2 separate regions of the Homo sapiens genome follow, and region 2 is linked to region 1. Evidence: read pairs that join two places in POLR2A ChIA-PET (ENCODE). Cell type or tissue: HCT116. All regions are shown on one strand.

Region 1 (5,000 bases):
GACAGAGCAGCCCCAAGGGCTGCTGGTTGCCCATTTTTATGGTTATTTCTTGATGATATGCTAAACAAGGGATGGATTATTTATGCCTCCCCTTTCTAGAGCACATAGGGTAACTTCCTGATGTTGCCATGGCATTTGTAAACTGTCATGGTGCTGGTGGGACTGTAGCAGTGAGGATCCTACACTCATTGCCATCTTGATTTTGGTGGGTTTTAGCTGGCTTCTTTATTTACTGCAACCTGTTTTATCAGCAAGGTCCTTATGACCTGTGTCTTGTGCTGACACCCTATCTTATCCATTGACTTAGAATGTCTTAACTGCCTGGGAACACAGCCCAGTAGGTCTCAGCCTCATTTTACCCAGCCCCTATTCAAGATGGAGTTGCTCTGGTTCAAACGCTTCTGACACAATGGCTTCCAGTTGTACATGCACAACTGAAAACTCCACCATGAGGATGATGATAATGGTGATTTCAAAGTGTTTTCACAGTTGAGCCAGATAACAGCCTATGAGCACACAGAACAGGTGAATTAAGCTTGTGTCACAGATGAGGAATTGAGGAGCAGAAAGGTACAGGGTTGAGTCCAAGGCCACTCAGCTGGTTCCCTAGGAAGCCCAGACTAAGAGATCAAGGTCCTGTGAATGACGCTACATCATTGAATGCCCATTATAGCACTATGACCAGCAGGTTCTACAGGCCCTCGTTCATGCTAAACAAATAGACTATCACCATTATTAAAATAGGGTAATATGGCATTTAAAGCAAGCTACCTTTGGACACATTGCCTAGGATGTGTTTCCAATGCAAAAATGGGACTCTGGGCCCCTTTTCATGAATAGTACACTTTTTAAGTTAAAATTTTATTTGAGTGGGTCATTCACTTACATGACTCAAAAGTCAAAATTCTAAAATATAGTATACCTGAGAAGTATACTAGCTGCCACTTCTTTCCGTTAATCCAATCTTTCCTCTTCCTTTTCTCCCTTGTTGGTAAATCATTTTTATTACTTTTTTTTAACCCTACCTATGTTTCTTTATGAAAATACAAAGTACAAAATGTGTATTCTTATTCTTATTTCTTTGTAGTCTTACAATAAAGAGAGTGTATCTAGTGCGTTTTGAATTGGTTTTCTGGAAGTGGTGGTGGGCTTTGCTATACCATCCCCCTCTTACCTGGGAACCGCAGGGATTGTAGAATTGATCTCCAGACAGCTCAACTGTGACAGAGAACACAAGAGTTCTAGCCATGAAGGCTCCAGTTGGATCAGTTTGCCCCGTAAACCTAGGTCCCTCGTGAAACCAGAACCAGACATGGCTGTAGCCAAGGGAAGCCTGGGATTTTCTGCCAACCACTGACTGAGGCAGCCAGTCGATTCACAGGGAAAAGCTATCTAGAAGCTGCTCTGGACTTGAAAAGACAGATCAGACCAGCACAGATGGTCTCCCCACCCACCGATTATGGGTTTACCACAGTGGCTCATGCGGAGGAACTGGAGACAGACCTGGGGCCCTGCAGTCTCCATGCTGTTGACATGGCAGGTCCCAAGGAGAGGGCTGGGGGGTTGGGGGACAGTGTGCATTACAGAATCACTGTTGTCCCTGGTATTCATTTGCCAGGGCTGCCTTTAAACACAAACTGCGTGGCTTAAACAACAGACATTTATTGTCTCATGGTAATGGAGGCTAGAACTCTGAGATTCAAGTGTCTGCATGGTTGGTTTCTTCCAAGAGCTGTGAGGGGCACGTCTGTTCCAGCCTCTCTCCTTGGCTTGTAGACGGCCCTCTTCTCCCTGTTTCTCTTCACGTTGTCTTTCCTCTGTGTGTGTCTGTCTGTGACCAAATTCTCCATTTATACAAGGTCATCAGTTACACTGGGTTAGGGCCCACCCTATGGATCTCATTTTAACTCGATACTTCTGTAAAGACCCTATCTGCAAATAAAGTCACATTCTGAGATGCTGGGGGTTAGGATCCCAATATATCTTTCTTTTCTTTTCTTTTCTTTCTTTTTTTTTCTTTTTGATAGAGTTTCACTCTTGTCGCCCAGGCTAGAGCGCAGTGGTGCAATCTCGGCTCACTGCAACCTCCGCCTCCCAGTTTCAAGAGATTCTCCTGCCTCAGCCTCCCAAGTAGCTGGGATTACAGGTATGTGCTACTACGCCCAGCTAATTTTGTATTTTTAGTAGAGATGGGGTTTCACCATGTTGGCCAGGCTGGACTCGAACTCCTGACCTCAGATGGTCCACCCACCTCGGCCTCCCAAAGTGCTGGGATTACAAGCAAGGAGACCTAATCCAGCTCATATCATTCCTTTTCAGACCCACAGTCATCCTCTCCCGAAGCGCTGGCCTCACATCCCCATTCCACCGTTGAGAAAAAAACCACAGAGAGCCTGGGGAAGTGTTGTATTCCTTGAGTATATTGTGGAAGGAGGGAGGCAGTGTAAAACCTCTGCTTTAAAATGTGTTGCATATATTCTCTCTATACTAAATATAATATGGTTCTCATTATGGAGAGTAGGCTCTGTCATTTTCAACAAATCCTTTCTTTGTCTTTATTAAGTCGAAGGCAGGAAAAAAATCCCCCCAACTATTGTGCTATAGACAAAGCTCTCCTCACCAGCCTCTCTCCTCACGCACAGCCCTGACCATTGGAGCTGAGACCCCAATGCCCAGATCTTCAAAATCACATACTCCTTTTACTCTGAAGTAAGATTTTTCTTTATCTTACATTTTCAAATATATACTAAGCCGAAAGATAGATCACTCCCTATAGCTGGGCTTTTGGTGGTGTTGATCATTTTAGCTTTGTTTCTGTTAAATCCAGCCTGACATCTTTGCTGAGATGCTGTGACAAACACTTTGGACCCATGACTTGGCACAACTGGGTGTGGCTTGGCCTGCCGCCCATCAGGCAGGTGAAAACAGCCCAGCTCAGTTCGAACATGCTCCAGGGATTCGGCACCTGGAAATCCCCACAAAGCTAATTCCATTCCAGATCTTTCTCAACACCCAGAGGAGGGAGCACAAGGCCCAATTGTCCTTACAACTTTCCCTGCCCACAATTCTATATTCTGGGGAGGTCACGGGGACAGGGGGTGAGGAGGACCGTATATTAATGAGTGTGGGTTCTTAAGTCATAAAGTAGATTTGATGCCTTAACAGAGCCAGGGACCAAACATCCCCACCCCTGTAATTCGGAGGGAGGACACTGGGTAACCCTAGCCTACATCAAGCCCCTCCACCAGGCTTAGCTCAAGAAAAATTTTTCACAGGGCTGTTGCCTTTGTGATTTGAATCCCTTGTTGTTTCCCATCCTTCTTGTTTTCTTGGGTTCCATCCTTATTTTCCACGTGTCTTGGGCTCCATCCAATGCTGAGTAATGAGTCAGAGTCAGAAGCTTTAAGGAGTTAAACCACCGCTCCAAAGAGGGGAGTAACTTACAGCTCCAGGCACCAGGTGGTGGGGCCCCTTCCTGACCCACAGTTTGTGGCCTCAAGGTGCCCATAGGAGCAGTTGGGTGTAGCCAGGGTGGGGTGATTCATTCTATTTTTCCAGCCTCACCTCCCTCTCTGGTCTTCCTGGGGGAAGTCACTTACTTCACACAAGACGTGACAGCCCATAGGGCGTGGCTGTCCTTCCTTCCCTCCTCCCTGTCCCATCCTACCCCACCCCAGGTTCATCTTTGGAAGGATTACAGTCCAAAGTGCCTTGGGGCAAAGGAAATGTCTGAAACTGGGATGGGTGTGACAGTGTTTCTCCTTGCATGACCTTGGTCTGTGACACATTCACTGTACACCCTGCTGGCCCCAACTGCTGGTGGGTGGATGCCTGGGCTGGTCTGGAAATAAAACGGGCCTGAAAGAAGGGCTTGAGTGAGGTGCCAGGCACTGGAGTGAGCTCCCAACATGCTTTGTGCAACAGGATAGCAAGATGAAGACAGTAACAACCACCAGCATTTGCTGATTACCTTCCCTGTGCCAGGCACTGTTCAATTTAAGCCTCCCCATAATCCTATGTGGTAGATCCTGTTACTATTCCCATTTTCCAATGAGGAAACTGTGCCACAGTGAAATCCAAAATCACGCCATTAATACAAGGTGGAGCCAAAATTCTAACCTGGCTCTGGAGTCTGGCTCTGGAGTTTACACTCTTAGCTTTGTATTAACAAAAACATGGGTATTATTGTCCCCATTTTACAAAGGAGCAAAATCAAGTGCCTTGCCCAGTTCCACACTGCCAGGGAGAAACAGTTGGGCCAGGCACCCAGGAGTCTGACTCTTGTCCACTGCCGAGCTGCAGGGTGGGGAAGCTGGGGAGGCATGCTAAGAGTCAGGATGTAATTGCATCCTGCGTGCCCTTCTCCACTCCAATTTCTACCCTCCTCCTGAAGCTCTGAGCTCTCCTTTCAGGTAACAGGAAGCTACAAGAAAAAGAGCCAGCTAGGGAGTGAACAGGTGAAGAAATCAGAAACCTGCACCTGCCAATCCAGGAGTCAGTCCAACACGCCTTATGGAACTGACACCTGCCCGCCCAGGTGAAGAGTCCAGGTGCCTTGGGCAAAGGGAGGTGAACGTTAGAGGAAGTTAGTTTCCAGAAACATGAATGTGGAGTAGAAGAGAAAATAAACAGGGCCAAGCAAGACATGATGAAATAGGTTGGAAATCAGAGACCCTTTTAGTTGAAAAGAACTACAGAAGATAATGAGTCTAAACCAAATCTCTTGTTTTATTAATAATGACAGCTAACATTGACTGGTCACTTATCACATGCCAGGCATGGTGACAAGTGTTTTCCTTGTACCTAGAGCAATCCTATGAGGCAGATGCTATTTTTTTTTTCCTTCATGAGGGAGCTGAATTAGAGGTTAATTGGGCCAATAAGAGTAGATCCAAGCAGTCTTCCTCACTCCAAAGCCCACATTCTTTCATACCTTTAACCTTTTATGATGGAACATTTTAAACATACACAAAATTAGAGAGAATATTATAATGAGAGAA
Region 2 (5,000 bases), 1.2 Mb before region 1:
GAGAATCACTTGAACCTGGGTGGGGGAGGTTGCAGTGAGCCGAGTTTGCACCACTGCACTCCAGCGTTGGTAACAGAGTGAGACTCCGTCTTAAAAAACAAACAAACAAACAAAAAGAATGGCTACATGAATTATTTTATAATACTGCAACAAAATACTGTACTGTGTTGAAAATCAATGAAACTACTCCTGCACTTAAGAATATGGTTAAAATCTTACAAAAGTAGTGTTGCCAGACACAAAGGAGTACATACCGTATAATTCCATTTGCGTAAGTTTCAAAAATAGGCAAACTAATCTATGATTATAGAATTCAGCATGATGGTAATTTGGGAATAGTAGTGACTAGGAGAGGGCATACAGTGGGCTTTGACTTACTGTTAATGTTCTTTCTTCTCTCATTACATGAATTACTGAGAAAATAGTAGATTCTATTAATATTTAACAGTTAAAACACTTCCTTTTGTGTTGTCGTGTTTATTGAATAGACATTGCTTTTTAAACTTTGTTCTTTAAAAAATACAGTTTAGGCCGGGTGTGGTGGCTCACACCTGTAATCCCAGCACTTTGGGAGGCCAAGGTGGGTGGATCACCTGAGGTCAGAAGTTCGAGACCATCCTGGCCAACATGGTGAAACCCCGTCTGTATTTAAAAAAATACAAAAAAAAATTAGATGGGTGTAGTGGCTCGCGCCTGTAATCCCAGCTACTTGGGAGGCTGAGGCAGGAGAATCGCTTGAACCCAGGAGGTGGAGGTTGCAGTGAGCCGAGATCGCGCCACTGCACTCCAGCCTAGCAACAGAGTGAGACTCTGTCTCAAAAAAAAAAAAAAAAATTTAGTAGTAACTACTTTAAAAAAAAATGGATAATTTGCTTTGCTTTTTTTCTGGGTAAAATTTTTATTTTACTGAGGATAATTTTACCCTGTGAAAGGATTTGAGTTCTTCTAATAAAAGTACCATATAAATTCTAAATACCAATTATGATAATTACATAATGAACCTAATAACAGATAGAACCTATATTATTAACTGCTTCTGCATCAGTTTTGGCTTTAATATAATTATGTAAGTCTTCATTTTGAGGTTTTATTATATGTATATGAATTCTGCATTGCTCTGATTTTAGTAACTTTAAATATTAGGAGATTATACACAGGACTGAATTAAATTTTATTCTCTGCAAATCCTGACTCTATAAAACTTTTCCCTCATTTTCTAGAATCTAGCCAAAATAACCAAGGAAACCCATTACTGTGATTGGTGACATCATATTCATGGTTGTAGTGGTTCATATATCTTGCTTGTCCTGTTATTTTAATCAAACTAATGGAAATTCATATGTACATTTTTCACATCCTCCAATTACTTATGTTAAGAGACCTCGGAACCATTGGAGAAAAGGGAGTTGCCTCTATATGTAATGCCAGACCTATGGCCCCTGAAGGGCTTTCACTTTGCTATAGACATAGTTTTCTAAACATCCATAATATTATGGATGGATATTGTTTGAAGTTTCTCCCCTAAGAGTGAGCTTCAGTGGTTTAGGTATGTTTTCTTTTTGCTTTTTGTTGTGGAAGATTTCAAGCATGTAATTAAAGATAACAGTACAATGAATCTCCGTGTGCCCATCATCTTGTTTCAACAGTTATCTACGTGGCCAGTCCTCCTTCCCAACTACCACCATGCTGATTATTTATAATTTCATCCATAAATACTTTATCATGTATCTCTAAAAGATAATTTTGTTTTTCTTTGAGACAGGGCCTTGCTCTGTGGCCCAGGCTGGAGTGCAGTGGCCCGATCTTGGCTCACTGCAACCTCCGCCTCCTGGGCTCAGGTGATCCTCCCACCTCAGCCTCCTGAATAGTTGGGACTACAGGCAAGCGCCACCATGCCCAGCTATTTTTTAAAATTTTTTTAGTAGAAATGGGGTTTCGCCATGTTGCCCAGGCTGGTAGCCCACAATAGTTGTGCTTCAACCAGTATCTATTGGTTGAAGAAACCAGTTTGTTTATTGGCTAGAAATTATCACAGTCTAGGCCAGGCACAGTGGCTCATGCCTGTAATCCCAGCACTTTCGGAGGCTGAGGCGGGTGGATCGCTTAAGGCCAGGAGTTCGAGACCAGCCTGGCCAACATGGAAAAACCCCGTCTCTACCAAAAATACAAAAATTAGCCAGGTATGGTGGTGTGCGCCTGTAATCCCAGCTGCTTGGGAGTTTGCGGCACGAGAATCACTTGAACCTGGTAGGTGGATGTTGCAGTGAGACGAGATGGTGCCACTGCACTCCAGCCAGGGTGACAGAGCAAGACTGTCTCAAAAAAAAGAAATTTTTCAGTCTAGATTTTGCTGGTTCAGTTCCTTGGAGTTTTTCAACTTATTCTTTATTTAATGTAAATTGGTAGTTAGATCTAAAGGTACAGGTCCAATCAGATTTAGGCTTGATTTTTTTTTTATAAGAATATTTGTTAAGTGGTTTTATACCCCTCCATATTCTTAACATAAATATATCTCCTGTTAAACTGGGATTTTTTTTTTAAATAAAAGGGTTCCTTGCAATAGGACTTAGAAAAATTTATATTTATTTAAGCATATAGAAAAATTTATATTTATTTAAGCATATATGGAGTAAATTGACTTTCACAGCCAGTTCTATGGCCTGAATTATTGGGAGTAAAAATGTGCATTCATAATGACAATGCAAAATCATATATTTGCTTGAAATCACAGAAGACCTTGAATTTTCTGAAAATTGTGTTGATACTCATAGTTAATGGTTAACTCTTATGAGTTAGTCACATGGTAAACAATGACAAAGCATTAAATGAGCTGCTCTTCTGATTGTAGCAAGTTTAATGGCAATTTCCATTTTACTTTATTTACTTAAGTGTACTTATGAGGCAGGGCGTGGTAACTTACTCCTATAATCCCAGCACTTTAGGAGGAGGAGCAGGGAGGATTGCCTGAGCCTGGGAGGTCAAGGTTGTAGTGAGCTGTTACGCAACTGCACTCCAGCCTGGGGAACAGAGCGAAACCCTGTATGAAAAAATAAAATAGGCCAGGTGTGGTGGCTTGTGCGTGTAATCCCAGAACTTTGGGAGGCCAAGGCAGGTGGATTACCTGAGGTCAGGAGTTCAAGACCATCCTAGCCAACATGGTGAAACCCCATCTCTACTAAAAATACAAAATTAGCCCAGTGTGGTGGTGCATGCCTGTAATCCCAGCTACTTGGGAGGCTGAGGCAGGAGAACTGCTTGAACCCAGGAGACGGAAGTCGCAGTGAGCCGAGATCATACCACTGCACTCCAGCCTGGGTGACAGAAAGAGGCTCTGTCTCAAAAAAAAATAAAATAAAATAAAATAAATGGGCTGGGCATGGTGGCTCACTCCTATAATCCCAGCACTTTGGGAAGCTGAGATGGGAGGATTGTTTGAGCCCAGGAATGTGAGACCAGCCTGGACAACCCAGTGAAACCCCAAAACCCCATCTCTGCCAAAAAAAGATACAAAAATTAGCCAGGCCTCATGGCTCCTGTGGTCCTAGCTACTTGGGAGGCTGAGATGGGAGGATCATTTGAGCCCAGGAGGCGGAGGCTGCAGTGAGCTGAGATTGCACCACTGCACTCCAGCCTGGGTGACAGAGTGAGACCCTGTCCCTATTTAAAAAATGAGATGTGCACTTATGGCCTTTGGTATATGATCCTTAACTTGTCTACAAAGGTAATTTGAGCACAACCTAGACCTTTAAATTACAATATTACCATGCCCTTTAACAAATGTAATTCTATACTATTAGGTTATCTCATATCACTGGCAAGCTATATGTACAATTCCTTTTCTTTTTTCTTTTTAGCCAGGACTAAAAGAAGTGGTAGAATCCTGTCGAGGAAAAAATCTTTTTTTTTCTACCAATATTGATGATGCCATCAAAGAAGCTGATCTTGTATTTATTTCTGTAAGTATTTTCCTTTGTTGTGTGAATTTTAATGTATTCTTGTCTATATAAAAGTTTCATCATACTTTAATAGTAAATCCATTGGTATTAAGCCTCAACATTGCTTAGTATAGAGTTGTCCGGTGAATTTTGGTTGTCACTTTGTCTGACAGTTCACAAAACCCCGTAATCATCTAGTCAAATATGTCATTACAAGTCATTGAACAAGTAAACTCAAAGTTCTAATTTGAGATTTAGAACTAGGAAATGGGCGGGTGCGGTGGCTCACGCCTGTAATCCCAGCATTGTGGGAGGCCAAGGTGGGCAGATCACAAGGTCAAGAGATTGAGACCATCCTGGCCAACATGGTGAAACCCCGTCTCTACTAAGAATACAAAAATTAGCTGGGCGTGGTGGTGTGCACCCGCAGTCCCAGCTACTCAAGAGGCTGAGGCAGGAGAATCGCTTGAACCAAGGAGGCAGAGGTTGCAGTGAGCCGAGATCGCGCCACTGCACTCCAGCCTGGTGATAGAGTGAGACTCTGTCTCAAAAAAAAAAAAAAAAAAAAAAAAGAACTAGGAAATGCTGGTAACATGAGAGCACATGTGATGATAGTATATTTCATATTTATTTCATTATTTCTTGTTTCCAGTGGTTGGCAGAGGTGAGATGAAGAAAATCAGTTTGCAAACTTACAGGCATCTCCTCTCTAAATGAATTTTACATTAATTGTTTGTAACTTGGCATATGTTGGTTAGATTATCAGGCTAACCAACAGACACCTTTACCTCATAATGTGGCTGAACTGTCCTACCTTTATAATGAAAAAAACAGAACCAACACTTGAGATTAAACTCTAGTAAACCACTATTTGAACCAAAGCAACTTACATCTTGCTGTCCTAGTAACCATCTACTCAAATATTCTGTATGTAATGATATAGCTATCACCAGTTGGAAGCTGAGTGAGGGTGTTATATGACTTAAGATCTTTACGAGCTGGGCATGATGGCTCATGCTTGTAATCCCAGCACTTTGGGAGGCCAAGGCAGGCGGATCGCTTGAG

What was found. ChIA-PET counts read pairs that join two places held together with the same protein. Peaks named below come from ENCODE experiments on the same cell type or tissue, not always from the same donor. Only the 100,000 strongest peaks of a DNase experiment are listed, where the experiment ranks them.
Region 2: POLR2A ChIA-PET joins it to region 1 with 5 read pairs; 2 of 35 experiments call an interaction of 5 or more read pairs at or near these places.

Annotation. Positions count from the first base shown.
Region 1 is chr4:38,312,850-38,317,849 of GRCh38, reverse strand. No RefSeq gene overlaps it. Among named protein-coding and RNA genes, the nearest start is that of LINC02513, 52 kb to the left of the region's middle. In HCT116, no CTCF peak of the experiment used is centred here; no DNase peak of the experiment used is centred here; H3K4me3 peaks cover 595 bases.
Region 2 is chr4:39,513,039-39,518,038 of GRCh38, reverse strand. UGDH (UDP-glucose 6-dehydrogenase) reads left to right here. Exons shown (of 12, transcript NM_003359.4): 3 at 3,855-3,956. Among named protein-coding and RNA genes, the nearest start is that of UGDH, 12 kb to the left of the region's middle. RefSeq lists cis regulatory regions at 2,770-2,783, 2,811-2,821 and enhancers at 2,705-2,849, 2,744-2,888, 2,736-3,030. In HCT116, no CTCF peak of the experiment used is centred here; a DNase peak (open chromatin) is centred at 2,898; H3K4me3 peaks cover 465 bases; H3K27ac peaks cover 1,959 bases.